Regions from separate parts of the Homo sapiens genome. Here region 1 is linked to region 2. Evidence: chromatin loops called from intact Hi-C (ENCODE). Cell type or tissue: HepG2. All regions are shown on one strand. Links, peaks and the distances in the headings refer to the core of each region. The heading gives the core; the rest is flanking DNA. Region 1 overlaps MBNL2 (muscleblind like splicing regulator 2). Region 2 has its middle 70 kb from the start of LINC00456.

Region 1 (16,331 bases), core at 2,834-10,833, 150 kb after region 2:
ATTATCTTGTATCCTCAATTCTTTTTTTTTTTTTTTTTTTTTTTTTTTGAGACGGAGTCTCGCTCCGTCGCCCAGGCCGGACTGCGGACTGCAGTGGCGCAATCTCGGCTCACTGCAAGCTCCGCTTCCCGGGTTCACGCCATTCTCCTGCCTCAGCCTCCCGAGTAGCTGGGACTACAGGCGCCCGCCACCGCGCCCGGCTAATTTTTTGTATTTTTAGTAGAGACGGGGTTTCACCTTGTTAGCCAGGATGGTCTCGATCTCCTGACCTCATGATCCACCCGCCTCGGCCTCCCAAAGTGCTGGGATTACAGGCGTGAGCCACCGCGCCCGGCCGTATCCTCAATTCTTATATATACTGGGATCTCTTTCAAGAAATTATTAGTAAATTTCATTGATTTTTCTGTCTATTCTTTCCATAATAACAAATTGTTTTAATTGTTTTAGATTAATAGTACATGTATCCAGATATACCAAAGCCAATCCCATAAATTGTGATTCTTTTCAGGAATTTATGTTCTGTCCTCATCTGCTGTTGCTTCCAGAGATATGCCACAATCATTTTTCAGGTTCTTCCCCATACCCATACAGCCTCCCCAACAATAAAAAATCCCTTTGAGGTTTTATTAAAATAGGATTAAATCTACAAATTAATTTAGTAAGAACTAATATTTTTAGATGACAAGAATCTACAAATATCTTTCAATTATATTCAAATATTATTTTACATCTCTAAGTAAATTTTGTTAATTTTTTTGCTTGTCCAATACATTTTCAGTTAGCATTATTTCAAGCTGTCTTATTTTTATAAAGTTATTATAAATGAAATATTTTTCTATTATATATTCTACTTGATTATTGCTAGAAAACAAGAAAATTATTGGTTCCATTTAATTTTATTTAGTTATCTCATTTCTGGCAACTTAACTGAACTCACTTTTTCCTTGTGAGAACTAAATTTAATTCTCTTGAATTTTCTGGCTATATAATCATATCATCTGAAGATAATGATAACATTTTCTCCTCTTTTCCAGTAGCTATGCCATATATTACTGTTACATGTTAATGCATTGGCTGCACCATTTCTTGACTTTTTGAAAATTTCGAACAGCTTCTTTTCTGAAAATTCTCAAAAATAAATGGTTAGTGACAGAGGTCTCTCTCTATTTTACATCTTGTTGTGAATATGAGTTTCCCACTGGGAATTTTAAACTAATTATAGCAACCAGCAGCAGATTTTTCATCTTGCTAACTGAAATCTGAGACACTCAAGCATCTCATAAATATCAGTTTTATGATATTAAAAACAAAGTTCAGGATAGTACATTTAAGACTAATTACACATCAGTTTCCTGCTGGCATAGAAAATACAAATTGATATATACATTTAAAATAAAGATAACCAACTTGGTTTGCTTTGTTTCATCTATCCATCCATATATCCATTTATCTACTGAACAAATATTTATTAAACTCTGTGCTTGAAGCAAAGAAATGAAAAAGTATAGTCCCAACCCTACAGAATCTCATCCTAGCCTTATTAGGGATGCATAGTTCTGCTCATATAATTGTGCCCCAAATGTTCATGGCTTGAATAGATGATATCAAGTGAAAATGTATATACTTATTAAGTTCTTATTATATTCTAATTATACGCTCCTGAGTTAAAATTTGATCCTTTGAGATAGACACACCTGTGGCAGGTGAGTAAAAACAAATATCACTTGTGGATCCTTTTCATTCATTACCAAAGCCCTCTCCAGTTTCTTGTATTCTTATCAAGGTTTCTCAGATGAGGAAAGTTGGGAAGAATGCAGGAAAATTAAACATGTTTCAAATTTACTAGTTTTATCACTCATATAAAAAATTCTTTAGTTAATTCTCTTTGTAAAATAGCAATACACAAAACTTCTCATTTGAGACAGTAACATTGTATTTATTAATACGTATTAATTTATTAATACGTATTAATAAGTTCTTATTAATACTTATTACAATACAATGTTATATTGTGTAATGTTCTTTGGGCATTTACATTCCAGGAATGTGCTGAATTTTTTTTTTTAGGAATTTTCAATACAATTTTTATTTATTTGTTTTTGAGACAGAGTCTCACTCTGTTGCCCAGTACAGTGGCATGATCTTCGCTCACTGCAACCTCCGCCTCCTGGGTTCAAGCGATTCTCCTGCCTCAGCCTTCCAAATAGCTGGGATTACAGTCACGCACCACCATGCCCAACTAATTTTTGTATATTTAGTAGAGACAGGGTTTCGCCATGGTGGCCAGGCTTGTCTTGAACTGACCTCAGGTGATCTGCCTCCCTCGGCCTTCCAAAGTGCTGGGATTACAGGCATAAGCCACCATGCCCAGCCCAATGCAAATTTTTAAAATATGTAAAATTTTAACTATTAAATGCTGCTGAGTAAGAAGCATTTAGATATTTAGATTAAAATGTTATAACACTGAATAGTTTCCAAATGTGAAATGTTAATATTTCTTTCTCTTTGAAAAATAAACTATAACTTACACATAAAAATCTAAAATATAATTATTTTCAATTTTTGAAGCATGATAAGGGATTTTGATGCATTATGATTGAAAAGTATTTATCAATATTCTGAAAATAGCTCATGAAAATTTTGACTGTGAAAGTTTCAATTTAAACAAAATCCAGTGTTATTAACTTCCTCTGTCTCTAAAATGTCCACTGAAAGGCATTTGCCTCTATTCAGAAATTTTTAGAAATCTAAACATCTGATTTTAACTTCTGCGTTGACTTCTTTTGACCCTAAACCTACCCACCCCTCCACTGTTCCCCCCGCCTCTCTTTTATATGGGATCATAGGGATCGTAGGGATATGAGACCCTCTAAACTTCCAAATTTGCTTTTTAATTACTGTAGTATTTTCAGCTATAGCATAAATTTTTAACAAAAACGGTCAATGTGATGGATTTCTCAAGGCAAGATTGAGTCTTGTCAAATATGAGCAAACACGACTGAAACCCAATAGATGCTACTTTTCAGCAGCAGGAACAGCCCAGGTACTCTTGGGTGGCCCTGATTTCAAGCAAATAAATCAGTATTTCCAGCCGCAAAGGTGACACTAAAGCCAGAGCATACATCATGACCATTTCAGGCATTTAGATGTGGAGAAGTATTATTTTCTTCTCCAACAAGGGTGAGTGATTCAGATGAAATCATCAACCTTAATGAACCTGTGCTTCTGCTGCAGGGTTAACAAACCAAACCCCAATGAGTCACAAGCAGCTCCCTAAGGATCCCTCCAACTGCGAGGCAGGAAACATGATTCTTGGCATGTCCAAGGTAGAAAGCACCTTGGAGACCCTGCTGTTCACTATCTCAAGTTTTTCCACTGAAGCACCCTTAGAGCAGAGCAGAGTTAGAAGAACTGACAGAAGAAATCTGCTTAATTATCTAAAAAAGTCTTCTAAATCTTTCCTTCTACTCTATTGTATATCTTTGCTCTAATATAAAAAACACATTTTAAATTGCATACCACTTCAATTATTTGACTTTTCTGTTTAACCCTCATCAAGTTTTTAAGTAAAATGAATGCTTTCCTAGACTGCACTATGTTTTCCTTGGGCCACGTAGCCACTCACGTCTGAGTATGAAGACTGCAGCTTGGTCCAGAGTCGTCTTTTAGGATTGGGTAGACTGAGGACTGGACAGGAATTGTGACTTACTCTAAATCTCCCAGCTAGCATGTGACTGTGCAGGAACTAACACTCAATCCTTCTAACTCCCAGACTTACCCATTTTCAAATAAACAATTAGGCAATGAGGCTACCCGTAGATGGCAGCCAAATGTATTTCAGAGAGCCTTCACTTTTTACATTTTCCCACTTTGCAAATAGGAAAGCTGGTTGATCTTTTATTCAAGAAACTGTTTAGGACCTCATGTGCTGTGTTTAGATATAACACAGGAAGGGGAGGGCTGAGCCAATTATCCGTGAAGCATCCATAATCTACCTACTGACTTGCACATCCACTCACTCTTGGTAACTAAAGTGCTTCCCTTTCTAAAGAAAACCACTGGGGAAGCCAAAAGCATCAGCTAAGATAGATAACTGTGAGCATGATCGTTTAGGAATGGATATGGTTTGAACTTATTCATGTTTAGAGAGAGTGTCAAATTGAGAACTAGGCAGATTCACCTACTCTACAAATGACTCTGAAGCAAATTGGTTGAAGAAATTAGATCTGAAAGATTCTTGGTGGAGAATTTTGAACTTTTATCAGTATATCCATATTTAAAAGGAGATAAAAGAAGACAAAATAAAAAAAATTATTGCAAGGCTGACAGAACAGTTGGATTAAACATCAGTTCAATTAAAAAGGACTAACAGATAAATCTTTTGAAGATAAATTTTGACTCCAGTTCTTTAGAGAAACTAAGGTGACCTTGATGGGCAGTGGAAAGAATCATGACATGTGAAATTCCTTGAATAAAAATTTATTGACTTTAAGTAAAAAAAAAAACTGCCAGCTTGGGACATGGATTTTTTTTAATCAATTTTTTTTTTTAAATATTGGAACTACTATTTGTGAAGCTGGGTGGAACCTTGGAATGCCTGTTAGTAGGCTTGCTGGGAAATTGGTTATAGCAACCAGCATAGTAAAGAACTCATAGTCAGACGTAATAAATATTTGCTGCTGATGAGTCATTCGTACTGGAAAAAGTGAAGCAGACAGGAATATCTCCGCCAAATGCTGCAGGTTATCAGAGTGGCCTTAACCAAAATTTCCATGAGTAATGTTGCAATCTTCTTACCATGGCTTGGTAAGACCTCCAGGAATGATAATGCCTTATACGAGTGTTCTGTTTTAAGTCCTCCAAATCTTCCATAGACAGTATGTAGATAGAATCTCAGGACAACCTGGTAGAGAGGAGGAAACTGAAGTTTTGAGTTCATTGGCTTGCCCGAGGGTATAGGGTTGTATAAGCTGTTTCTTTTGATTCTTAGCAGTGTGGATTCAAGTAAGCAATCATTTCTCATTTAGAGGCACACTTTCGTTAAATGCTAAGTAAGTCATTTTGATTACCACCAACAAGACACATTTCAGTAAGCAGAACATCATTCACATCTGCACATACAGAGGGTTTCATTGTAATCATAAAAATTGTTTTGCATTTATTTCATCGTTAGTTAAAAAGAGACTGTATTGGCAAAATAATACTTTAAATCGGAAAGCATTACTGCATGGCCAATTTGCTTTTTCATGCATGCCTTTTGGTGATTGGAATATGCAGAGAGCATGAATAGGTAACCCTGTGATAATCTGCATACCAGTAAAAGGTATTATTCAGACCCTACCTTTTTTTTTTTTTTCTTCCTCATTTTATCTTGTCAGGTTGGGTTTGATTCAAAGTCATTGGTTCTCTTAGAGAAGGAGGTCAGACCAGTTTAAGGAACAAGGAGCAGGAGAAGAGCAATTGAAGCCTGCACGTAGGAACTCAGATGATAAAATCGTTTTGGAAAATAATGAACAAGTAACTTGAGAGCTTGTCTTGAGGGTGGTATCACAGGTTAGGCCAGGTTATTAATTTTCCTACTCAGCAGTATGCCTCTTAAAAAACACTTACAGGGAAATGGATATGTTTTTGAAAGAAATGCAATTGGCAGAAGGGAATGACGGAACTGCATGGAGTCCACAGGCCAGTGGACCTGGGAGAGCAAAACTACTTCCATGTAAATAAGAATTGCATAACTGAGAAAATACCCAAAAGATACAGCTAACAGGACAGTGTTTAGTACACCAAAGTCGATGTCTCAAGATTTCTTGGTTCATCTTTATGATGCCAAAGCACACACCCTCTACCTCGTTTGTTTCAGTCACCCTGGGTTCTTGTTGGAATGGCCCAGGGAGCTCCATGTAAATCATGAGCACAGGCGCCTGTGCAGGGTGTGCTCCTCAGATTTTACATTTCACTCCTCCATTCACAGGATTTAGGGGGGCACTGGCCCATTCCTCAGCTTCCCCTTCCATAAAATGTGAAGAACCACGTGTGCATCTCAGAAGTTGCTCGCGCCCAAGGGCAGATCAGTGACTGTGATTTCGCCTTTCTCCCCATTTCTCTGTTGCACTCCTCAAAGTGGTGGCCTGTTGTTACCATGGAGACACAGCACAGGGTGACCTTGCTTAGAAATGATGACAACTGGTGACGGCAGGGAAGCAGAGCCCAATAGTGACGAGCCTCTGAGGAGCGCCCCCCGTCTGGGAGGAGAGGAAACAGAAGGATCTGTTCCCAAGTAAAGGAAGGGGCGGTAGGATGCAGGATTTCATGAGTCCTGCCTGATGCATTTAGCAATAACATTACCTAATAACTCGTGGTGTCACATTTTTACAGAAGATATGCTTTGTTGCCAGGGTTTTTTTTTTTTAATTCCTCTGAACTGGAGGCTTTAAACACAGTAAATATTTGTTGTTGATTTCAATACCTAGCAGTTAGCTTAATTTCCTGAAAGATAAGAGGAATTGTTGACTCATTCATTTCTGTAGGCTACTTCATACTTGTGGTTTGAGTCATTGCTCATCGATGGCGATTTTTAGAAGTATGGCAGTACTTTCTTTCTTTCTTTCTTTTTTACTTCTAGGATGAAAGTAATAACAACAAAACAAAATCTTGTTTTAATAAATTACCCTCTTCCTGTTCCTAGATTACTGGGTTCTGCTTTTTCTGCTGAAGTCAAATAGTGGAAATTATATTTTGTTAAATATTAATAAAACCCCATCACCTGTGTGTGAGATCCTGCTGCTATCTTTCCCACAGTGTTCAAGTAAGTGACTAGCATTCTGTGTCCTTCTGAGGTCTTCTGAACCCTTGGATCCTCCAAGCCACATATCCCATATCAGGTTCTGTGCTAGAATAATTGGTTTCTGCAAAAATAGTGGGATGGGGCTGGATGTGGAAAGAGTTTGGACAACTGGATGGCTCTTTCTGGTAGATTATCTCCGGCATAGGATCAATAGCCAGATCACAGATCTTAGGAAGGAGACCTGTGGCCACTGCCTCAAGGGCTCAGGCCAGAGGAAGGCCTGCTCTCTGTGACCTGAGTTCAGACATATGTTAACCCCCCAGGCCAGAGGAAGGCCTGCTCTCTCTGGCCTGACTTCGAGATATGTTAACCCCCAGAGTATGCAATGCTGAAGGTTCATGTGACTCAAAAATGCAGTCTTTCCTTGTGAGAGAATACCAGAGCCAAGGAATGGGGCCTCTTGGAGCTTAGCCTTAATGAGAATCATGTTCACATCTTCTCAGACTCTGAGCAATCTTTTCTGCTGATGGCCTTCAGGACCCAGCACTGCCCCCATTCAAGTTAGAGACCCTTTTCTAGGTCCAGGACCGCAGTATCTCCCACCACCACATCATGAAGACTGGGCTTGGGTGTGCTGGTGAAGTCTTGGTGCACAGTGGCATTCTCTATATATTCTGTGCTAGGAGAAGAGAACATGTAAAGAAGAAGAATAAAACCTCTGGGGCACCAAGTCCCCCAGCTTTTGTCCTTTTCACAGTCCGGGGCATAAGCATTCCAAATCTACCTCCCCAGTCCTCTTCACCCCTGCACCGACTCCTCAAGGCGCTGAGTGCTACAGGCAGAACCTGCCACCTTTTCACCCTCCCTGAATCCCCTTTTGTGCTCCCTCCTTGGTTCTGGACTTGGGAGCAGGAAGAAAATGGGCTCCATGCATGTCCCCCTTCCCCCGATTCAGATGCTCCTTTTAGATCCCACGGCTCAAAAGGCCTGCTGACAAATCTAGGCCAAACTCAGCCGAGCTGGTAAGATTTCCAGAAGAGTTCCTAAAAATACACTTCTCCTTAAATCAGCCTTGCCAATCACTGTACAATCACAGAACTTTAAGGACAGAAGTGGCTCTAGAAATTGTTGGGGCCTCTCTGTTTTAAAGCTAAGAAACTGGAGTCCTAGCGTGCTGAAATAATAGCAACAACAGCGGTTGAGAAAGATTTCAAATCCCATCGAGAAGATGGAACAGAGCAAACCATGAAGGCGGGCACAGACTGTAAGCTCTGTGGCGTATTCATTCATTTATTTGCTCATTCATTCACTTGCTCACTCAGCAAATATCTATTCACTGCTCACTGTGTTCTAAAGTTAAATGTTGCCCTAGATGTTAAGGATACAGACAGACCATCCCCTTACAGACATTACAGTCTGGTTGAGAGAGAAAATGCACAGATAAACAAGTATGCATGTGAGTGTTAAATAATGATAAGGACTTTGGAGGGAAATAAAGCACGGTGAGTCAGAGTAAGGAGGTAAGACTGATGCAATATTACATCAGGAAAGACTGCCCCATAGGCTGACCTCCAAGCTATGTGACTATCTGGGACAAAAGTATTCCCAGCAGAGGGAACAGCGAGGTCAAAGCTCTAAGGCAGGATGTCCCTGGCTACTGAAGGAGCAGTCAAAGGCCAGGATGGTTGGGGGGAGTCAGAAAGTATGGGGCCAGTCACCGAGGTCAGTGTAGGCCGTCAGAAGACTCTTGACAGTCCCGCTCTGTGAGGTGGGGAGCCATTGGAGGTTCCTGGGCAGAAATGTGACATGATCTGATTACATTTTCAAAGAGTCCCTCAGGATGATTTATTGAGATGTGGCTGCAGTGCGGCAAGGGTAGAGGCATCAGTAGACTGGTGAGGAGGCTTTGCACTCATGTTGTGAGAGAGAATGCTGGCTCCAAGGCAGGGGCCAAGTGCAGCTGGTGAGAAGTGGTCAGACTCTGGCGCCGTTAGGAATGTGGATCCAGAGGCATCTGCCATTGGATCAGATGTAGGGTATCGGAGAGAGGGAGGAGGGGAGAAAGAAAGAACACAAATGTCACTGTCTAGTGGGTTTTAAAGCCATAAAACTGTACAAAAGAGTGCATTTGAAGCCATAAAACCACACAAGAGAGTGGTTAAACAGAGGCCTGGTGGATTTTGCAGCCAAACTGCCTGTGTTCCAGCCATTCCTTCTCCTCTCCACCTTCCCCATCCACAGATATGCTAACCTCCTTATTTTTTTTTTAAATTAGCACAGGCCACCAGGCATAAACCCTTGGATCACTCTCATCTTTATTTTCTTTCCCTTTAAAAACATTATCTCAAACACTTCTCAGTAAGTGTTTGTTCTGAGCTCTTCGAGGGTGTTGTCTTGCCAATGAAGATGCTAACCCCATCCCAGTAATCTATCAGTTGGCTCCCCACACTGCTTCCTCCAACACTGTCCAGCACCTGCCTTTTTCTTCTCCTTGATACCTGTGTGCATTCTTACTGCACCTTCTCTGCAGCTATTCATTCCGATAGAAAGGAAGCCCCCGGCTCTTCCCTCCTGTGCACAGCACATGTGATTATGATGTGCTGAGCCCATGATGGATACAAACCCTCTTGGTGGGGAGTATCAGCGATGCCCACTTCTGACATCATTCACTGCTGCCACTTGGCATGTTCACACTCACACACATGCACACACATCAAGAAATTTAACGATACACTCAGAAACAAATTGCAAGATCACAGATAAAATTTCCACCCAGGAGAGAACAGCCCTTTTATCCACCTCCTCAACTGCCGTCACCTCCATGTGTACTAGCCTCATACCTCAGGCCTTTTTGTTCTTTTAAATTGTCCCATCTCCAAGACCTTGACCTTTGAAATTTGGCAGCACCCTTTTTCTGCCTCTGCTTTCCACTGGCCAAGGGTAGATGGAGACAGCATAACCATTCATCTCAGAATAAATTAACGCTCTTTCGCTGAAGTTGTGCCTCCTGGGCCACTTGAGATTCCCTGCCTTTCTCTTTCCCTGCCATCTTCTGTAACTGCCCACCAAAGATTTCCCACACTTCAGGCACTGGCTGGAAGGCCCCAGCACCACTTTTGCAGCAGGTAAAACAGCTCTGATTTGACTGAGACGATAAAGGCTGCAGGACTGAAGCTGCCCTGGTTTCATTTCCTGCTGTCTAGCCAGGCTGCATCCCTCACTTCCCACCTTCTGTGGGTCCTGTGAGTGTGAAATGAGTGTCTCGTTTCCTCGCTGAGGCTGGGCCTCCATGACAGCCAGCCACCCTGTCCTTCCCCCTTCTTGAGGCCAGTGGCCGCACGCTGGCCCATACCTCTACCTTGCCATCTCCCCAAGCTCTTGTCCTGTTTTTCTCCTTCCATTAAAATGAAAGAAACGTGGGAAGGGTCAGGGGAGAAGCAGGTGGTCTCCCACCCTCCCAGGGGCTTCAGAGAGTGCACCCTTAAAACTCTCTTTACAAACCTGAGGTTCCAAAAGGGTAGCTGCTCAGGATCCCGCAGGCACCAAAGCATCTCTGACTTCAGAGCAGAGAGTGCAATCCCTGCCTTGCCGCCACACTGTTCTTGCAGCAGCAAGTGCTCCAAATTCTCCAGGCACTGAGTGCCTCCTTCCCCAGCTCCAACAGCGTCATGTCACAGAAACCACCCCCTTGAAAGCCAGCAGGGACTTCCCCTTCGTGACACCTAGCCACCACAAATTGTCCACATGCCTTGATCTCTCCGTGGCAGTGGCAGTGGACGCTTTTCGCTACTCCCTCCTCTTGAAACTCTGAACCTTTCTCCCTCACTGTTGCATTATTGGAAGGATCTTTTGTCGCTTTCTTTTTCTGTGGTTTGCCTTACTCCTCTTCCTTCTTTCACCTCCAAATCACTAAAGAAACTGTTCTTGATCCAGTCCAAGCCTTCCTGTTTTCTGTCCTAGATGTATACAAATAAATCCCTTCTCCCTCTCTTATTTTTGCCATTCCATGGTTTTAGCAGTCATTTCCATGGCCATGAACTCCAACTCTGGATCCATGCCCATCACTTCTATACCCGTTTCTAGCTGCCTTCTGCTTTCTCCTGGGCAGAGCTTTGATGTCCTTCTGCACACACAGGACCCACATTTTGAAGTCCTCCCTCGCTTTTTTTTTTAATAATTTTTTTTGAGACAGAATCTCGCTCTGTCCCCAGACTGGAGTGCAGTGGCACGATCTCAGCTCACTGCAACCTCTGCCTCCTGGGTTCAAGCAATTCTCCTGCTTCCGCCTCCCAAGTAGCTGGGATTACAGGCATGCATCACCACGCCAAGCTAATTTTTGCTTCTTTTAAAATTTATTTTATTTTATTTTTTTGGTAGAGTAGTTTCACCACGTTGCCCAGGCTGGTCTTGAACTCCTGAGGTCGGGTGATCCACTCGCCTCGGCCTCCCAAAGTGCTGGGATTACAGGCTTGAGCTGCCACGCTCGACCTTGAAGTCCGTTTTGATCCATCTATTTCCTACACGCCTCATTCCCAATCCCCAAAGATGAATTTGCTTCTAATGAATTGACCTCAGCAGTAACACCTCCGTTTTGTTCTCACCACTGCAGTGTAATTTTTGACCTTTCTGCTCTACCATGGCTGTAACCTTTAACCAATTTCCCCTCCCCTGCCAACCTTTTCAATTCTAATGTATCCTAGGTGGTGCTTCCAGAAAGAGCTTCCTCCAGCTGGGAATCTTGTCAAGATCCTGCCAGTGTTCCCCACTGTCTACTATACTAACTATGCTGATGTGTTACACCTGGGCCTACTTAGTGATACTTAGGCAGACAAAGCCCCTATGTCACTATTCATAATGAGGACCACACTACCCTGAGGGACATGGTGGAAACTTAAAGGACCATTTTTAAAAAAATTGTCCAAATGCCTGGGGGGCATCTCTGGAATTTAATGGACAGGAGTACAGGATTTTGATGTCTTGCAATGGACGTGACTCCCTTGGAGCGAGGAACCAGCCTGTACCTCTGTTGTTATTTATTGAGACGGAGTCTTACTCTGTCACCCAGGCTGGAGTGCGGTGGTGCTATCTCTGCTCACTGCAAGCTCTGCCTCCTGGGTTCAAGTGATTCTTCTGCCTCAGCCTCCCAAGTAGCTGGGATTACAGGTGTGCACTACCACACCCAGTTAATTTTTGTATTTTTAGTAGAGACGGGATTTCATCATGTTGGCCAAGATGGTCTCGAACTCCTGACCTCAGGTGATCTGCCCGCCTCGGCCTCCGAAAGTGCTCGGATTACAGGTGTGAGGCACTGTGCCCAGCCTTACTTTTATTTTTTTAATTATTAGACAGTTGTAGTATAATCGAATTTTTCAAGAATGCAACAACTGTGTAAACTGAGAGAAGATTATTCTTTTTCTTTTTTTTTTTTTTTGAGATGGAGTCTCGCTCTGTCACCCAGGCGGGAGTGCACTGATGCAATCTCGACTCACTGCAACCTCTGCCTCCCGAGTAGCTGGGGCTCGGGACCTCATGCCATTCTCCTGCCTCAGCCTCCCGAGTAGCTGGGACTACAGGTTCCCGCCACCACGCCCAGCTAATTTTTTGTATTTTTAGTAGAGATGGAGTTTCACCGTGTTAGCCAGGATGGTCTCCATCTCCTAACCTTGTGATCCACCCGCCTCGGCCTCCCAAAGTGCTGGGATTACAGGCTTGAGCCACTGTGCCCGGCAGAGAAGATTATTATTTAACTTGTTAGGAACTTCATCAGAAATTATTCAGCAATTTGATAAGCCATGCCTTTTATCAAACCTGTGTCAGTCTACATTTGTACCCGTTACATTCATTACAGTGCTGCAAACAAACAGGTGACAGCTTCTGACACTTCATTCTGTCTTCTAATATGCTTGTGCCTTAGCATCAAAATTTTAAAATACATATTATTTATTGTATAAAGTAGCTTTCTGTTGATATGTAAATTACAGTATTTATAGTTATGGCAATATATTGATTTTGTTTTTAAAGTGTGTCTGTTGGTTACACTATGATTTTCATTTGGTGATAATAAAAGTTGTGTTACAAACATTTTGTCAAAAAAGGGGTTATTAGTATTTATAGGTAGGTGTACAGGCCAATGAAATGGCCATTAGGCTGGTCACTGGAGAGAGAGAAAAAGACAAAGGTCAGCTGAAAGTGGTTCTGTCCACCCAAGGCTATGGCCGGGGAAGGAAATGGAAGTTCTAACAAAGAGTTCTCTGGGAATTCAGGGCTAGATTTCAGCTGACAGATCGATCATTGTTCTGTCTGGCTACAGCCATTGGTTCCTGGACATCCAGGAAACCGGTAAGTGCAATGCAGTTTTCAATGGTCTCTAATACAATTGCTTTTATTTCTAATAAGAGCATCTCCTAACTGAATTATAAATATTTGGATAGAAAACACAGATGCAGTGAAAAACATAATTTGAATACAAATACGTGTTGAATAGATTACATCTGGCTGTAGTTTCAAGAATATATTTAGAAATTTTCACTCTTTGAATTGAGGATGTGATTTCTTTCTCTACCCATTCCTGGAAATGGCAATGAAAAGAGATTGGAAATTTTTGCATGTTAAAATGAGCCCTGGATTTTATGACTTTTTCACTTGTACTTTAAGACATAAGATACATGAAAAAAAAGTTGGAAATTTCTCCTTTTGTTATTTTTATCATAAAACAAAGGTTGGCTTATCTGAGTCATTGAATGGCCTTGGGTAACCCTATGTTTTATTTCCCTTATATTAATATATCTGAAAGTATGTTCCAGAGGACAAAATACCATGTAAAATGAAGATATCATTGTCAGACACGGTTCTTTCTCTAGTTAGAAAGAATGAAAGTTTGGAGTTAGTTTTAGAAGACAGTCTATCAAGGGCGTGTCCAACTCACATGCTAGGCAGGACTTCATAGCTTGTACCTACCTTCAGAGAAAGAGCCTTTCTACTTTCTTTTACTTATACTTCGTTGACTTTGGAGAAAATAACTTTTAGTAAAAAAGTTATTTCCACCTGTCATTTTTGTGTGTGCGTGTGTGTGTACATGCATGTGGATGTCTCAAGAACTAATGTTGATACAGATTAGGTACCACATAGAGATTATTGATAGTATACTACTAAATATATTTTGGTTGCAGTGCATGTATTTATGGCTTAAGTGTTACTATCCCTTTGAAGAAAAACAAGGAAAATGAAGCTCAGATAGAGCAGGTGACATCACACAGCTATTCAGAGGCAGAGAGAGTAGAGTCCAGGTTAGAAAAGCTGGTCTTGTCCTTCAACCAAGCAGAACATTCAAGGCACCATTTTATTTATATTTTCAATAAATTAGGCCGGGCACGGTGGCTCACCCTTGTAATCCCAGCACTTTGGGAGGCCGAGGTGGGTGGATGACTTGAGGTCAGAAGTTTGAGACCAGCCTGGCCAACATGGTGAAGCCCCTTCTCTACTAAAAATATGAAAATTAGCCAGGCTTGGTGGCAGGTGCCTGTAATCCCAACTACTTGGGGGGCCGAGGCAGGAGAATCACTTGAACCTGGGAGGCGGAGGTTGCAGTGAGCCGAGATTGTGCCACTGCACTCCAGCCTAGGCAACAGAGCAAGACTTCATCTCACGAAAAATAAATAAATAAATTAATTAATTAATTAAAACAAAACCAATTTAAAGGTATCTAAAAGAAAAACCATTAAAAGAAATCTCTTTTGCTACCTGCCTCAATGTTTTTCTTTGCGAAGTCAATCGAGTTCTCTATTCACTTGCATTTGCATCTCATTCACATCTGTGTTTCCCTTGGTTCACTGAGCTTCCTATGGGCAGGCCCCAGTTAGGAGCCTCTTCTCCGAGGCTGTGATTACAGGGCAGTCTTACACCCTCCTTCTGGAGATCAAGTGGCTCTCAGCCCCAGTCCTTCAGCTGGCAGCTCCTCCAGGGCCCTCTCCGCCCAGGCGTCTGCATCTGATAGGCTTAGGATGCGGCCAAGTCATCGATCAACAGAGAGAGCACATTGAGAGCTATTTTAAATTAGTCTCCAGAAATAGAGTGGGGACGCTCCAACATTGAGCCACTCACAGGAAGGAAACATTATTTTTTAAAAATATATATTTTAAGAATTTAAAAATTAAAAATAGGAAACTCAGAGATTCCGAAAATTAGAAATAGGAGAGTCAAGGAGACAAGGTTTCTTTCTTGTAATTAGATTTATATAAAAAGAATTAAAGGCATCCTATAAATTACTTAATGGATAATGAGTTCTTGACTGTCTGACTCAGAAATAGGCTTGTTTTGCAAAGATCCTTTAATCAGCTCCCTAGGAGGCCGATGTCTGGCAGGCAGCTAAAATATCATAGATGACCCGAAAGTAAACTGGAGGAACTGTGTGCTGCAGAATTATTTCCCTTAAGGTGGTCTGAAATTTTGATCAATCTCAGTCTCAACATTGGACATGACTGATGTTTTTCCCTTAAAAAATGTACAAACTATCTAGAAAGCAATGGCACGGAGGAGACACCTGGGGTCCACAGCCCCAGCTTGTCTGAGAGGCGTGGAATGGAGGGAGGTCGCCTCCTTGCAGAGTGAAAAGCCAGGCTTTCCAGACTCACCCTGCATAACTTAGCAGCTGCAAAAGAATGTGAGCGGCAAGTTCTTTTATACAGTCAAAAGTGAATGCTTTCTGAAAATCTAACACTTAGAAGAGTTCTTAAATACATTTTGAAAAATGAAGTGTCATGTAAGTAAAGACCCTAAAAATAGCTTGGGATTATTTTGTACAGTTGAACGGCACATCCTTTGGCATTTCAGGAAATACTACAGAACCTCGTTTCTTTCTTCTCGAACTTCAGTCTTGCCTTTTCTTTAAAGATGAGTCAAGCAGTGAACCTGGATATTCCTTAAATCACACGCCTTCTGGAGAGGATGGGGCACTACAAAGCAGCTCCTTCTGATGGCTGAGCTGCTGGTCATCAGGCCACTAGTCCCTTTAAAGTGGTCCTCTCTCAGGCAAGTGTCCGTAAAACAAGGCCGCACCCACCCCCTCTAGAAGGCTATGGGTCATTGTCTTTCCTAATTCTCACAGAAGGAAGTCTTAGCTGAAACAAATCTCTCAGGTGTTTTCTGTGAGTCTGGCTGTTTTGTTGTTTTGTTTTTATTGATCAGAAACAGCCGCTGGGGGCAGCCCGGCCAGCACTCTTACAATTGTTTCTAGGGAAATCAGTGAACTCAAAAGCCTGCAGGTAACTCCAGGTGGACATCTTTGTTCTTTTCAGCAAGCAGCAGGATGCCTGGCACACAGAAGGCAAGGAATGCTTCCGACAGGGGTTTTCAAGCTTGAGCCTGCATCAGCCGCCCCCTGGATGGCTTGTTAAAACACAGATTGCTCGTCCTCGTTGTCAGGGTATCTGATCCAGGACCTTGGTGGTGGGGCCTAAGAGTGTGCTTTTCTTTTTTCTTTCCTTCCTTCCTTCCTTCCTTCCTTCCTTTCTTTCTTTTGAGACAGCGTCGCTCTTGTCATCCAGGCTAG
Region 2 (16,331 bases), core at 4,744-12,743:
TACCTCAGAACTAGTTTGAAAAGCTAAGAAAAGGAGTATAGTGAAGAAGAAAACAGTGGTAAGCTTTGTGGAATATCAGTTGTGTTGAAGAGAGGCAGGGGGCATAAAACTGGGAAAGGAGGAGAATAAAAATTCCTATTGCCTCCAGGTCTTCCAAAAGTGGCAGCTATTTGGGGACTCTTTTTTAAAATATATGGGAAATAGGTAGAGGTGTAACAATACCAATGCATCAGAGTCACTTGTGGAAATATATATAAATACATACATATATGTCTCTCTAGCTAGCTAGATTGATATAGCTACAGGTAGGTCTATATAGCTGTATAGAGATCTATGTATTCTGAGTCCAGTGATCTGGTGTGTAGCTCTGGAGTCTATATATCTGAAAGTGCCCGACAGGGGCAACTAATGAGAACTGCTACAGAATAAGCATTCTGGGATAGAATCCAAGCCCTACTCTTTCTTTTAACCTTAGAATGTTTAAAATGTTATTTTTTTACCCACTTAAAATTTAAAATTCAGTGGTTTCAAGTATATTTACAGAGTTGAACAATTATCACCACAATCAATTTTAGATCATTTCCATTGCCCCAAAAAGAAACCCCATATCTCTTAGTCATCACCCTCCAATTTCCCCTCCCTTCCTCCAGGACTAAGCAACCACCAATCTACTTTATCTTTCTATAAATTTGCCTATTCTGCACTTTTTAAATAAGTTGAATCATACATTATGGTGTATTTTGTGACTAATTTCTTTCATGTCACATGTTTTCAGGGTTCATCCATGTTGTAGCATGCATCAATACTTCATATTTTTTATTGCTAAATAATATTTCATGTGTGTGTTTATATATAACATTTTCTTTATACATTCATTCATCAGTTGATGGACATTTGACTTTTTCCCATTTGACTCTTATAAATAAAGCTGCTATGAATATTCATGCACAAATGTTTATGTGGACATGTGTTTTTACTTCTCTTGGATGTATATCTGGGAGTGGAATTGCCAGATTGTATGACAACTCTGTGTTTGACCTTTTAAGGAACTATCAGACTCTTCTCCACAGTAGCTGCATCACTGAAACTCCCACAGCTGTGTATGGGGTTATCTCCAGCTCTTAACATAGTATCTGATGCATAGAACATTCTCAAAAAATATTTGTTGAAGGCCAGAAGGAAAGGAAGGACAGGGGAATCAACATTCATAAGTGAGTGCTGGCTGTGAGAAAGTTGAGTTTAGAGAGAATCCTGATCATGGCTTCCCCAGCATGGGATAGGGGACAGGCCACAGCACTGACTCCAGGAATGACATAATGGCTTTGTGCATGCCATCCTGCTCTGATTCAAATTGTACTTTTTCTCTTTAATCTTCAGCTCTCTGCCTTTGTTTCTTGGGCTCATACCTGATATAGGTAAGCAGGAATGTTCAGGCCTCTTGGGATTCTTGTCATCCCAATAATTCCCAACACAGAAAGTCTCTCTCTCTCTCTTTCTCTCTCTCTCTCCGCGCCCCCCCAACCCGCTCCCATCACACACATACATACACATACTGTGATTGTATTAGTCCATTTTTGTATTGCTACAGAGTAATACTTGAGGTAAGATAATTTATAAAGAAAAGAGGTCTGTTGGGCTTATGATTCTGCAGGCTGTACAAGCATGGCCTCAGCCTCTGCACTGAGGCCTCAGAAAGCTTTCACTCATGGCAGAAAGTGAAGGGTAGCTGGCATCACATGATGAGAGAGAAAGGAAGAGAGAAAGCAGGAGGTGTCAGGCTGTCTTTAACAATGAGATCGCTCAGAAAACTCACTCATCACCATAAGGACAACACAAAACCATTCATGACAGATCCACCCCCATGACCCAAACACCTCCCACTAGGCCCCACCTCCAACATCAGGGATCCCATTTCAGCATGAGATTTGGAGGAAACAAATAACCAAACTGTATCGGTAATAAAAGTTGTTGAGCTCATGAAGATGTAAGAATGCAGCGAGAAGCGAACATGGGAGCAACCTGGCCCTGTCTGGGTGCTCTGCTTCCTCTGAGGCCCATTCCAGGGTGGGTAGCTGACATCTCTCCCTCCCCTGGGTCTAGCCTCGGATAGGGCTGGGAGGCCAGAGACTCACTGATATGGTTTGGCTGTGTCCCTACCCAAATCTCTTTTTGAATTGTAGCCCACAATTCCCACGTGTTGTAGGAGCCACTGGGTGGGAGATAATTGAATCATGGGGGCAGGTCTTTCCCATGCTATTCTTCTGATAGTGAATAGTTCTCATGAGATCTGATGGTTTTATAAAGGGGAGTTTCCCTGCACAAACTCCCTTCTCTTGTCTGCCACCATGTAAGACGTGCCTTTCACCTTCCACCATGATTGTGAGGCCTCCTCAGCCATGTGGAACTGTGGGTCCGTTAAACCTCTTTCTTTTGTAAATTGCCCAATCTTGGGTATGTCTTTATCAGCAGCATGAAAACAGACTAATATACTTGCTTATATCTTATTAGGAGAAAACTGGATGCCAGGAAAACAGCTACCAGCAGCTTTATGTTTTATCACACAAATTCTTACACCCCCAGCAAAGGAGAGTGCGTCTATATGACAGCCCCTAATTACATCAGATCATAAGTTATTGTGACAGTGGAGAGTGGGCCTGACCTATTCAGCCAAAAACGATGAGGACCAACCCTGAGGTGGTGATGTGCCAGCTCCTCTGGGATGGGATGTCACTGGCAATGCAGATTTGAATTCCCACTTCTGAATTGTTTTTATTCACAGTACTTTTGACACCAAAGGTGTGAAGTTTTTCCTCACACCAATCAATTCTCCAACTCTCTGGACACCAACTAGGTGTCCTACAACTCAGTTCAACTCTGATACTAACTACCTGGAGTTAGCACAGGCCCCACAGGTAAAGGGCTTGGTCCCATGAGACTGCCTACTCCCTAACCCCCGACCATGCTTCAGATGCCGATTCCAAGTCTAAGCCACCCATGCTCCTGACCAACCAGCTACAAAGTCAGAGGCTGCTCACAACTCCCTCCTCAGGCTTCAAATTTTGCTAGAGTGGCTCACAAAACCCAGGGAAACACTTTACTCACATTTACCTGTTTATTATAAAGGATACAACTCAGGAACAGCCAAATGGAAGTGCCACCTAGAGCCAGAGATGAGGGAGGGGTGCAGAGCTTCCATGACCTCTCAGGGCATGGCACCCTCCCAGCACCTCCGTGTGTTCACCAACCTGGATGCTCTCTGGACTCTGTTGTTTAGGGTTTTTACAGAGGTTCCATTACATGGCTTGACTGACTAAATCATTGCCCATGAGCGATTAACTCAATCCCCCACCCATCTCCGTTCCCTGGAGCTCAGGAGGTGGGGCTGAAAGTGCCAACCTGCAAAGACTGTTGTTGGCTCCTCTGGCAACCAGGCCCCATCCTGAAGCCATTTAGGGACCCCAGCCACCAGCCATCTCATTAACATATTAAACTCAGATAAAGGGGCTTATTGTAAATAACAAAAATAGTTCTTCTCACCTCTATCTCTCAGAAAATTAAAAGAGTTTCAGGAGCTCTGTGCCAGGAACTGGGGACAAGGACCTATTACATATATATACATATATATATATATATATATATATATATATTTTTTTTTTTTTTTTTTTTTTTTTTTTTTTACTGTATCTCAGCCACCCTTGCTGGAACTCCAGGCTCATCTCTCTCCATGACCTTCCCAATATTCCACTGTCCAGCATTACCCAGTGGTTTCCAGTTTCTGCTGCCCCTGCCTGCAACCCTGTCTCCATCACCAGCATCTGATGGGTCTGCCTCAGCTCCCAGCTTAGACCCTTCACTTCCTCCTGAGGTCTCTTCCAGTTCCCAAGGTCTGGCCTAAAATCTGCTCTTGGGTGCCATGCATCAGGCTCTATTTCACTTGGTTGAGCTGCATTGCATTTGCTGGTTTATCTGCCTTCCTTCCTAGATGGAAAGTTCCATGGTGGGCGGGAACCTGACGGTGGTTGTTCATCGTTATATCCTCAGTGCCTAGCAGAGTGCATACCACCTGGTAGGAATTCAGTAACTATTTGTTGAATGACTGAACGATGTTCTTTTCCAGTTAAAACAGAATGAGGGCATCAAATCTATTGGAAAGACCAGCAAGTGCCCTCACAGAACCCAGAGGAGAAAATAGCAGACCCCTGTGTCATGAGTGTCACATTCAGACCTCCATAAATAAACACTCCTTCACATCTGGGACTAATTAGACCAAAGAGAAGTTTTCTGTTTTCATAAATGAAAAACTGTCCAAATGGTTTATTGCCATAAATAGGCTAAATTAAATCTTAATCCTTGTATTAGTTTGTTTTCACATGGCTATAAAGAACTGCCCAAGGCTGTATAATTTACAAAGGAAAGAGGTTTAATTGACTCACAGTTATGTGTGGCAGGGAGGCCTCAGGAAACTTACCATCATGGTGGAAGGTGAAGGGGAAGTAAGCACCTTCTTCACATGGCGGCAGGAAAGAGAGAGCGGTGAGTGAAGTGGGAAGAACCCTTCATAAAACCATCAGAGCTCATGAGAACTCACTCACCATCATGAGAACAGCATGGGGGAAACTGCCTCCATGATCCGATCACCTCCCACCAGGCCCATCCCTGGACTTGTGGGGATTACAGGTTCGAGATGAGATTTGGATGGGGACACAGAGCCAAACCGAATCACCCCTGGAGTGCCACAGATAGGTCACATGTGTGGTGTTGGTCCCTTCAGTTCCTAGGGTGGTGCCGGAGGAGAAGAGGGGAGAAGCCTGGATTCAGACCTCTATAAATGAAGGAGCCTTTATCTATAGAGGTCAGAATGTGACACTCATGACACAGGGGTCTGCTACTTTCTCCTCTGGGTCCGGTGATGGCACTTGCTGGTGTTTCCAATAGATTCGATGCTCTCAGTCTGCTTTTAACTGGAAAAGAACATGATTCATTCATTCAACAAATACTTACTGAATTCCTTATTGAAGAAAGGAGATGCCTGGGGTAGCTGGACCCCCATGCCAAGGCCACTGGCCACGTACAGCCTCGTCTATGTGCCCCAGCATGTCCTGTGAATGTTAGCGTGGGGCATCTGGGGTGAGTTTGCACAAGCTTGAGAACACTGATGGCCACCATGTCAGCAAATACTCTGTGTTGTTATTATTTCTTACTATTTTTAGCCATTAGTACTTCTTAAATAGATATTTCTTTAGGCGGGAAGTCAAGGAAAGCACTGTATTTTCAGGCTCTGCAGAACCTAGCAGTGGTCCTGTCTCTCTGGAGACTGGGGTCTTTTCCGATTTTTAAAACAGGAGAGAAAGGGAGCACATAGTAGTAGTAGTAGTATGACTCTCAGACAATTTAACAGGAAATTTAGTGGTAGAATTTGTAGTGGTAATTGTGGTAAGAATAGTAATTAGTAGTAGAAGTAGAAGTGGTAGTAGTAGTAACTATCTTTCCAAGGCAAAAAAATAGGTAGGATTAAATATCTGTATTAGGGTTCTCTAGAGGGACAGAACTAATAGGATAGCTGTATATATAAAGGGGAATTTATCAGGGAGTATTGACTCACACCGTCACAAGGTGAGGTCCCACAGTAGGCCATCTGCAAGCTGAGGAGCAAGGAAGCCAGTTTCAGCCCCAAAGCTGAAGAACTTGGAGTTCGATGTTCGAGGGCAAGAAGTATCCAGCACGAGAGAAAGATGTAGGCCAGAAAACTAAGCCAGTCTAGTCTTCCCACGTTCTTCTGCCAGCTTATATTCTAGCCTTGCTGGAAGCTGATTAGATGGTGCCCACCTAGGTTGAGGATGGGTCTGCCTTTCCCAGTCCAGTGACTCAAATGTTAATCTCCTTTGGCAACGCCCTCACAGACACACTCGGGAACACTACTTTGCATCCTTCAGTCAAGTTAACACTCAATATTAACTATCATAATATCTAATCTTATATTTTCCATATGTGGGCCCCCAAGAGGTTAGAGGCCAAAGCTTGAAGCAACCAGGTACAAACAAGAAATTTTGTTTAAAATGTAAAGGAAATGTTAAAAAAATTAAACAACATTTTAGAATATTGTGTTTCATCCTAAAAACCCATGCAAAATTTACTTGCTACTTCATAATATTTCTGTGTCATCTCTCCCTTCCTCACCCCCCAAAAGCTGTGAGTTATAAATGTGCTCCTGGGGCCAGGTGCAGTGGCTCACGCCTGTAATCCCAGCACTTTGGGATGCCAAGGCAGGTGGATCACCTGAGGTCAGGGGTTCGAGACCAGCTTGGCCAACATGGTGAAACCCCATCTCTACTAAAAATACAAAAACTAGCTGGGCATGGTGGCGGGCGCCTGTAATTCCAGCTACTTGGGAGACTGAGGCGGGAGGATCGCTTGAACCTGGGAGGCAGAGGTTGCAGTGAGCTTAGCTTGTGCCATTGCACTCCAGTCTGGGTGACAAGAGGGAAACTCTGTATCAGAAAAAAAAAAAAAAAAAAAGTGCTCCTGGAACATGGGCCAAGTTCATCCTGGGACTTCGTGACAATCCCTCCTGTCCTCTCCTGCCCAAGCCCTCGGGGGCTGCACATTCCTCAGCTGAAGAAGAAACACTGCCTGTTGGCCCAACTTGATTCTTACATAGTTTCTTCTCTGGATGGTATGATATAAAAGTCAAACCACAGAGGTTCTAAGTTAACAGAGAAAATGGTGAAGGGGACCAAAAATAAAGAGAAATGATTATTATTGTTATTATTTTGAAGTGAATAGGAATAGGAGTTTTCTCTGGGCTAGCATGACAGCATTCGGGGGATGGAGCTGGCCTCCTGGTATCTTGCTGCAATATCAGAATGGTGGGGAACCCTTGCCCTGACAGCATCGCAGACTGTCAGTGATCCATCACTGTTTATCATACTCACATTAAATTATGCTTGGCGTGTACTATAAGTCTGGAAACCCTGCCAGATTCGGTCTCTGGCTGCAACGTGGCTGCCTCTGACTAAGGAGGCTTGATGGGTATTTTATCATCTTTTTAGAGATGGACGTCGCTTGGGCCTTCTTAGGTAATGCGAGGTATGGTGTTTCCATGAGACCAGAGTAGCTCTCAAGGTGTGATATTTTTCTAGGGGAAGAGCTCTGGGAAAGGGGCTCATGTATTTTTGGCCCTAGACCTGACTTTTTTTAGCTGGCGAATGTGATAAACAGGCTGAATCCTAACTTTCTGTTGGCTGCCCTGATTCTGCGCTGACTCAGCTTTCTTTGTGGCTTCCTGCCAATGCATGTAAGGTACCATCCAAAGTCTGGGAGAAGATGCTCAGTCATCTTTTTATTGTTTCTAGAGAAATGTCCTTAGTGAACAAATAGCCCTGATTGACAGCCATAAAATAAGAGAATTATATCATATAATGTCTACGGTGCTTTCCAGTGTGTGCATTTTTAAACTTTGAAATTTCCAGTTAAATTGAGAGGGAGAGATGCTTCATAGCCCCACAAGAGGTGGAGAGGGGGAACCTTAAAGTATTTCCTGAGCTGAAGTTTCCAATGAAGCAGAAGCATGTTGTAAGTCAGTATCCAGACTAGACAAGACTAAAGTGTCCACTCTCTTTATATCAGAGAGGAATCAAACTAAAACTTTTTGAGGGAAGGTTCAGATTGAGAGTTAGTCTGCTTAATAAGGGATAAATGACCCCACCAGCTCATTAAGTGGAACCTCAGGGACTCACCCTGGAGAATGTACAAATGTGCATCTCTCTCTCCTGGACCCTGATGAGCATAGGATAAACATGCTTAATTTGTAATATTCCTTTCTCTGCAACATAAATGACGTATCTTGGGCAGGCAAGGCTGACCCTTTGATATATTTCACCCATGGTAGGATCTTTAAAACATGAAAGTTTGTTCAGAGACCACAGCTCTAAGCCTGTAGATCATTTTGGAGAGGATGGAAGCCAGGTAGCCTTTGGCAGGGCCCCTGGCATGCTTGGTGCTGTCTTGCTTGATGAGAAATGTGTGGTTCCACCGCCGGGGGTGGGCGGGGGGATTATCCAACAATTTATTTCTACACAACAACGGCACATGAAAAAAAAAAAAAAAGGCTTGGCTCAGAATGTGAGAGCTGAAATGAACCTTCAGGGTCACCTCCATCAACCCCTCTCTCCGCAAACAAAGAACACCAGGACCCCACACGGCTAAGTGGGTGGGTCCCGCTCCCATAGCTAATTAACGGCAGACTCAGGTATAGAAACCTGGTATCTGTAATCAAAATGGCCCTAATTCAAAACCTGGTCGGGCCACTCAGTAAGCCATGTTCCCCTCGGTAATTTATCCAGTCCCCCCTGAGCCTCACTTTGCTCCGCCACAAAACAAGAATGACCCTCCTTGCTTTTTAGGGCTCCTCTGCAGATTAAATTCATTAGCACCTCGAACGTTGGAAAGACACAATATTTTCTTGCCCTCCCCTCCTCTTATCAGCTTGAATCGATGCGTCATGAACTCAGTGATTTCCTCTTCGCAAGCCTGCTCTGGATGCAGTCTGGTGTTACATAACCGGCTGGCTGAGGACGCAGGTCCCCTGGGCGCTGCCGGCGCGCTGTGACCAGACACGCGGGCGCGGGTGGGGGGTTCCGTCCAGCAGAGGGCGGCAAAGGACGCCCGGCGCGGTCCCACGGCCCTGCGGGCGAGCAGCAAGCTACTGCGTTCCCTTCGGGAAGGCCTAATGAGCTCTTCCTGCACCGTGTTCTTTTCGGTAGAAGCATTTTTCCTGCCTCACTTAAGTGAGTACACAGTGTTTTGGCAACTGCCATGTGTCCATATTTTTTTTTAGTTTTTGCTTTGTTTGGTTCTGGTTTACTTGAGGGGCGCTCATGACATTTGCTAAGCATTTCCACGCTTATGGTCTTCTCGCAGTTTGATGTCTCCAGTGCCCCAAAAGGAGTCATTTTTATTCCCAATTTACAGATGATGACGGCGATATTCAGATAAGTTTAGTGACGTGGCAGAAGCAGATGCCCTTTCTAAACCAAGGAAGGGGCTGGGATGAGGAAGGGGAGGTATTTAATTTGACCGTTTCTGCCTCCTTCTGTCAGACATATTCGACAGGATTTATTCGGTGCTTGAGGTAAGTCAGGTACTTTTGTAAGTGCCTGGGAACATGAAATAAAAAGGAGGTGGCAAGTCTTCAATTTAATTCGAAAGACTGCATAATTTTTTTGACCTCTGAAAGTGGTTTGGGAGGAGGTAGAGGCTGGGTTTCCTGCAGTGTAGACAGGGTCTGTTACACCCGCTCCCTCCCAGAACTGCTGGATCCCAATCTGCAGTTTCACAAGCCCCCAGGTGACTTATCCACACACTTTAAAGTGTGAGATGCGCAGCCCTGGAGGGCACCCAGGAGCTCCATTCAAATATTTGGAAGGCCAATATTTGAAAGAGTAAGTGTATTTGTTTTGTTTTGCTCTAAAAGATAGGTTTAAGTTTAATTAACATAAGCCACAAGAAAACGAGATTTCCAAATCCTGTAATGAACAGGGGATTTGGAGTCGGGCCTTCTCCTAAACCTTACTAGCTTGTTACTAGTTGCCAGGTGAGTTGAAGCTGGAGGGACTTGGCGAAACTTCTTCTCTCTGATTCTTATGACTCCTAAGATGGGAATGTTGTTCTCTAGCCCCCACTGGGTGACTGCTGTTGGCTTTTCCCCATCGAATAAGATAGGAAATTTGAAAGTTGTAATTATTAACTGCCCGGGTCAGAGATAGAGCGCTCTGCTCTGTGAGGTAGTAAGTGGCTCTTCACACATTGAGGGACAGTGCAAATGGAGGTGGGGATGTATATTTGGGGCTCTTATGAAATTCAGTATGGTTGGGGCATGTAGTGGGGATGGAGGTGGAGGTGAAGAATGCGAGAGCTGATGGCACAATTAGGACTAGAACCCAGAAGTTCACTCATTTCATAGTTATTGTGTTAGAAGTAAGAGCAGTCCCCACAATGCCCCACCCTTAGTTTGGCTCCCCCGCTCCCCCCGCCTTACAGACAGGGTCTTGCTCTGATGTCCTGGCTGGAGTGCAGTGGTGCCATCATAGTTCACTGTAGCCTTGAAACCCCCCTGGGCTCAAGGTGTGAGCCACTACACCTGGCCTGACGCCTTAAAACTAATGCTAGATGACATCTGCTTAGTTGGGAGCATCACAGACCACATACCAGGGGTGTCCAATCTTTTGGCTTCCCTGGGCCACACTGGAAGAGGAAGAATTGTTTTGAACTACACATAAAATACACTAACACTAACAATAGCTGACATGTTAAAAAAATAAAACAAACTCATAATGTTTTAAGAAAGTTTAAGTATTTGTGTTGGGCTGCATTCAAAGCTGTCCTGGGCCACATGCCACCCATGGGCTGCAGGTTGGAAAAGCTTGACCTGGATTCTTCTAGCTAATTGTGAGTATAGGAGAAGGCCGTCTGTTTACTGCTTCTGGAGCCCTCTGCGTAAGTGCAATTAGGAACGAGTGGAAACAATGAGGAGGGGAGCATAAGAATAGCTTGGTTGTGACCACTGGAACCCAAAGCAGCACTTGTCTTGTCAGCGCTGTGTTATCAATCAGGAAGGCAGCCGTGGCTTCTCCCGGGAGGCAGGCACCAAGATGAGGAAGCCTGAAGTTCTGGGCCCTGCAGAGTCCTTTCAGTGCAGGGGGGCAGAGAGAAGGAGCGTGAGGAGACCCACATGGGAGGCATGCAGGAGGCCCTCTGTGTATGTCTATGGAATGGGCCCCTCAAGGAGCCGCTAAGCAGCGGGAAACTCCACCCACTGGCTTATTCTCACCCCTGGGCTCCTCCATCCCCTCACCCTTCATAGAGCCCAAAACAAAGACAAAACTTGTGCCAGCTTCAGAAAGGTCAGTTCTGATTTAGACCTTTGGTCTGACTTGAATGGCATCTCTTAAATACTGAGTTAATTAAAGAAAGGGCACAATCTACAGAAACCCATTCTATCAAGTTCTGCCTCAGAGAACGCCCGTTAGCCTGACATAGGATGTTTCCTTAGTGTTGTCGTTGCCTGTTGTTGGGCCCTCCAGACAAGCTCAGCGCCGTAGTCGCTCCATGTTCGAGCTCTGTTTTGTAAGCCATCTAGCATTTTGCTTCCAAGGGTGGAAGGCTGGAGTGGCAGAGGAGCTGAGAAATGTAATATCAGCCAGTGAGGAATGCAGACTGGAACCTGAACCGTCTTTGGTTTACATAGTCTTGGTTGAAATGATGTGGTCATTTATCTCGATGGATGTTTATCCTACTCAAGACAGTTTCTTCCTAAACCAGGGCAAGACTTTCCCCCTCCCCTCCTTTCTCCACTTCTCTTCTTCCATCCCCTCAGCATTGAATCCTTCCAGTGCCCAGGAATTCCTCCAGATCCTATACGTTCCAGAAACAGGCAACCTCCTGCTCATTCAAGGAATGCTGGAATTTAATACTGTCTGTGCCACCTTTTTTTTTGCCCTGAATGACTGAATGAGTGAATGAATGAATGAATCACATAGAAAACACCTTGTCGTTTCAACTTAATTCTGAAAATACATTCAAATGTATTTTTGTGCTTTTTGCTGAGTTTCTACCTGAAACAGATGCCCATCCTTTTCACACCATTGGCAGTTTCGTGTGATTTTATTTTTTCCCTTCCTCAGATTTCCTGGTTACTTTTTTTTTCAAAGCATGAAGCTGTAAAAAGAGTGTGGGATTTGGAACTGGGCTGCCTGCATATTAGTCCCAGACTTGCCCCCGACTCGCTGACAAACCCTGAGCACGCCACTCACCCTGTGAGCCTCAGTTTCCCCACCAGTGAACAGAGACCCAGCCAAGCTCCCGTGAGTTCTGTGAGGATGTACAAAAAAGAGCTTTGAAAAGGTGACATGCAGATGACTCTCTTTCTTTTCTTTTCTTTTCTCTTTCTTTCTTTCTCTCTCTCTCCCTCCCCACCTCCCTCCCTTCCTCCCTCTCTCTCTCTTTCTCGCTCTTTCTTTCTCTTTCTCTCTCTTTCTTTCTTTCTCTTTCTTTCTCCTTTCTTTCTTTTCCTCTACTGTGTCATCTCCATTTGCTTTCTCTAATGTTCTTCTCTTTTCTCTCCTGAAAACTGGCATTTTAAAAACTGTTGCTGTTGCAATGAGTACTTGCCTTTTAAAAATCTTCAAGTTGCTAAGCAGCGTCAGCCCCCCCTTCCCCTTTTGTGCAGCCTGGTTGCCATAGTATCATCTGAGCATGGTAACAAGAGGCAAAGAGCAATCATTTTTCACTAAATAGGGCTGGGCAGACAGATAAACATGCTGCAGTGTTTCCTTACAACCTGTCTCGAGGAAGGGGGGATGCTGCTCTGTAGTACACAACTCTGTTGCTTTCATCAGCCGCTACCTTGGTTTCCTGTTGGCTGAGAGCGGCTCTCCTCACCTGTAGCTCCTGGCATGTCATCCCACCCCTGGCACAGCACTTCCTAAAAAAGGCTTTTGAAGGGATGCTGCTGCTACTCCCTTATTTGTAGCTATTTAGGGCTAAATGCAGACTCAGATCCTTCTCAGATAGTTGCTAAACATAGAACATTGAGTGTGAATCAGTACTGTGACTAAAGTTTCTTGTGTCGTAGCAGGTTTGGAGAAGATAATTAATAAACGTCATCGGAGTGACATCAAAGGGTGTTCTTCAAAAAATGGAAGAGGTTAAGAGAGAGATGAAAATAAAGAACCTACTTGAAATCAAACATGTATTTGAGAAATTTAAATCCAGATTCCTGTTCTTCAGCTCACAAGGTCAGATACATGATTAGCAAGGTTATGAACTGAAGCACGGGGCAGAGTGGGAAGTTTTTCCCCTTGGTCCATGTAGGCAGGGAATGTCCACAGGTATGGGTTGACTCATTAAAATACTGAGACATTTCCCTCTGCATTGGTGCTGCTCTAGCGCACAGTGTCCTCTTAGTGCCCGGCCACCCTCACTCCAACCCCAGGACCCTAGGGGGTCCCCACAACCCACTGTCAAAGGGTTAAGGCTGGCACAGCATGGGGTTCTCCAGGAGCCTGCAATACCCCCACCCCAGCCCCTAGATCTGAGGCCAGCAACTGTTCTGGTGGGTCAGGGTCCCTGCCTTACTCCCTTGTTAAGTCTTAGGAATATCGGCTCCTAAAGCTACCCACATGTACGCCTAACCTTTTTCTAAATAAGTCCATTTTTCTTGTGGAAGCAAAATTTACTCTTCCAGATTAAGCCATCAGCGGAGTGTGCCGCCCTCTGCAGACACTCAGCCTTCTTTGGGAAGACATTCCCTTTGAACTTGGGTTGCAGGATTGAGATGAACAAGCACTGTCACCCCTACTCTCATGCTCGACTGCCCCAGGACAATGACACACAATTGCCAGGCAGCTGCTTAAAATGAGGAGCTCACTCCATGGCTTCAGGGGGCTGTGTGTGTCGATCCTCTGAGCTGATTTCCCTACATCTTAAACATGCATGGCTCAGAGGGACCTACAAAGAGGCCTTTTCAGGCAAGGGCAGGGCTATCCCCAGACTCCTTTAAACAACTTCTCCCTTAAAGCGGAACCAAGTTTCCCCTTCCATGAGTTTTCCAGGACCTTTCCTATTCTTGTGTTTAACAGTTTCTGCCCTTCTTCCTTCCTGCTGGAAGCCACGTTAGGGCTAATAAAATGTCTTGTCAGAGGAATCCTGGAACCCAGGAAGGGAGAGAAGAGATTCCGCAATCTGCACTGGCCAGGCAGGAGCCTCCGACATCAGAGACAGACGGCATCCATCCAGCGTCTCTCAGAAGGAACTGCAGCTGCCTCCCTCAGTTACCCCACCCAGGGTCTGCTGAGCCTTGCTCAAGGAAAGTGCTCTGTGATGTCTAAGGAATGCCTCGTGGAAGTCTGATTTGCTTTTGTCTAGACTTGGGAGGAAGCAGAGGTTAGCTGTCAGAGTGCCCTGTATATATGCCCTTCTGAATCCCAGCTTTCTCGACTCACCCACCTTATTCGTCTATTTGGACTCCCTGATCAAATGAGAAAAGTTTCCCTGTCCATGTGAGTGGTACCTACCACACCCTCCTTAGCATATTGACTGGTAGGTCCCTTGTCTATAGCCTTGTCTGACTGCATAACAAAGCTGTGTTTCCCAAAAAGAACTCCTTCCCCTTTTCCAGATTCTACAAACTTCCACGCTATCCCTAACTTGACTGTGCCTAGAAGGCCATTGGTCAGAGCTTCACAGGGCTTTGGCTGTTTTGCTGGCCAAGTTATTTTTGGATTCAGTCCCAGTGGTATGCTGATAAATGTTTTATAACTGACTGTCAGGGGTATTGAGGGGGGGGCAGCAAAAGAAGAAAAGCCCTGATTTGTGGCAACTGGCGATTTCTCTTTCCTTTCTTTCTTTCTGTCTGTGTTTCTTTCTTTCTTTCTTTCTTTCTTTCTTTCTTTCTTTCTTTCTTTCTTTCTTTCTTTCTTTCTTTCTTTGTCTTTCTGTCTTTATCTCTCTCTCTCTTTTTCTTTTTCTTTTTTTTGATGGAGTTTCTCTCTTGTTGCCCAGGCTGGAGTACAATGGCACAATCTCGGCTCACGACGACCTCCGCCTCCTGGGTTCAAGTGATTCTCCTGCCTCAGCCTCCTGAATAGCTGGGATTACAGGCATGCACCACCACGCCTGGCTGATTTTGTATTTTTTGTAGAGATGGGGTTTCTCCATGTTGGTCAGGCTGGTCTCAAACTTCCAACCTCAGGTGATCTGCCCTTCTTGGCCTCCCAAAGTGCCGGGATTACAAGTGTGAGCCACCGTGCCCGGCCACATCTGACAATTTCTATGGTGTAAAAACTCCCACCATGGTCAACAATAAACTACCAAACTGGAGTCAGTGAATGCCGGACTGTGGGGAGATGTGCCCAGTTGGTTCTTGTGAGCTGGTGCAAGCTGGCTCTAGCACACCACTGAAGTAAACCCTTCTTCACGGGAACGTGGCTGTCCATCTTTTTTCGTGTTTTCTTCCTGTACCTTGTTTCCAACTAACATCTGTCAGGTGTGCCAATTCTTTCAGCCAGTGGTTTCCAATCTGTTTTTGGACAAAAGTCTTAATGTTCATATAAATAAGTGAAGTACATAAATGCAACAGCAGCCTGGTTGGGAAATTGGGGAAGGTTCTGGGCCCTACACTTTCCTAGAACCAGGGAGAACACTAGGAATCACCACTTTAGGGTATTTTCCTCCACTCATTGATGACTTGAAACAATCCCGAATTCTGTGGCGTATATGACATAGCTCTTGACCCATGATTGTTGTGTTGAACTCTTTGGCATAGTTGAAATGAACAATCTTGTGGATTTACTTGGAACCATTTGTAACACCCATTGTTTTCGGCCAGGAGGGGTTCTCAGGAGCTTCATTAATCAACATAACAATGATGACCTTATATGCACTGCAGGACAGGCAGTTACAGTGGGAGCCCTTGCTCTACCAGGACACCTAATTTAAGTGTTTGTCTACAGCTCTGAATGTTCTCTGGCTTCAGCTGTCTACCAAAAACTGAGAGCTATGAGTCACACCACTTAGCTGGCTGCAGGTTTCCAGTCCTGCTTTTTTTCTCAGTCAATACCTTTCTCTCTCTCTTGTTTTCTCTCTCTGTGTTTGGTATTATTTCATGTTAATTCAGATAGCCCTAAAAGATTTTTTAGTATATTTCCCCTCCAACAGAGTGCTTCCATTTTTATTAATCTATATTAATGTATATGTAATATACATTACATATAATGTAAATCATAGTTTAATGGGAATGCACCATTTAATGCATTTCTTTCATTTTGATGGGAGAAATAGCCTTGGAATTTCCTGAGGCTTCAACAATCAAGTTATTAATAGAGAAATAAAGTAAAAATTATAAAGCAGGAAGGGGGCCTATAAAGAAAGACAGAAGACAGAGTTGCAGGAAGGTTTTCCCAGTCTATGAACCCTTGATATCTCTCTGACCCATCGCTGCTTTATGTAGGATCCAAAGATTCTTCTTGTCCCAGTTATTCAAGGCCATGTTCTTAACTCTGAGAGCAGTTGTTAACTGGGACATATCAATGTTTGGGACTGTCTTCAGGCTAAGTGTGAGTTAAGTGGCCTTTCCAGTCTCCCACGCTGTAGGGAGGTACTCACATGCAAAAGCTTAATAGGCTTTAACTTTATGCTAACAGTGTGAAGTGCTAATAGTTGGATTTCAGACATCAAACTGGTTTAGGGCATAGAATGAGGAAACAACTTCTCTAGATGGATGGCCCTTATCAGCGCCTCCAGAATCACACCTGTAGGTCATTGTTACTTCCATT

Evidence for each region. Hi-C counts contacts between places; a loop is a spot of excess contacts. Peaks named below come from ENCODE experiments on the same cell type or tissue, not always from the same donor. Only the 100,000 strongest peaks of a DNase experiment are listed, where the experiment ranks them.
Region 1: a loop joins it to region 2, with 15 times the contacts of the local background. A loop is called at or near these places in 5 of 110 quality-filtered maps.

What each region holds. Positions count from the first base shown.
Region 1 is chr13:97,251,814-97,268,144 of GRCh38, forward strand. All of the region lies in intron 1 of MBNL2 (muscleblind like splicing regulator 2), which reads left to right. All of the region lies in intron 3 of LOC101927385 (a long non-coding RNA gene), which reads right to left. Among named protein-coding and RNA genes, the nearest start is that of MBNL2, 38 kb to the left of the region's middle. In HepG2, for the core only: a CTCF peak has its summit at 6,209; DNase peaks (open chromatin) are centred at 4,728, 6,338 and 8,308.
Region 2 is chr13:97,101,440-97,117,770 of GRCh38, forward strand. No RefSeq gene overlaps it. Among named protein-coding and RNA genes, the nearest start is that of LINC00456, 70 kb to the right of the region's middle. RefSeq lists a silencer at 8,564-8,743. In HepG2, for the core only: a CTCF peak has its summit at 8,653 (motif pointing right); a DNase peak (open chromatin) is centred at 8,582.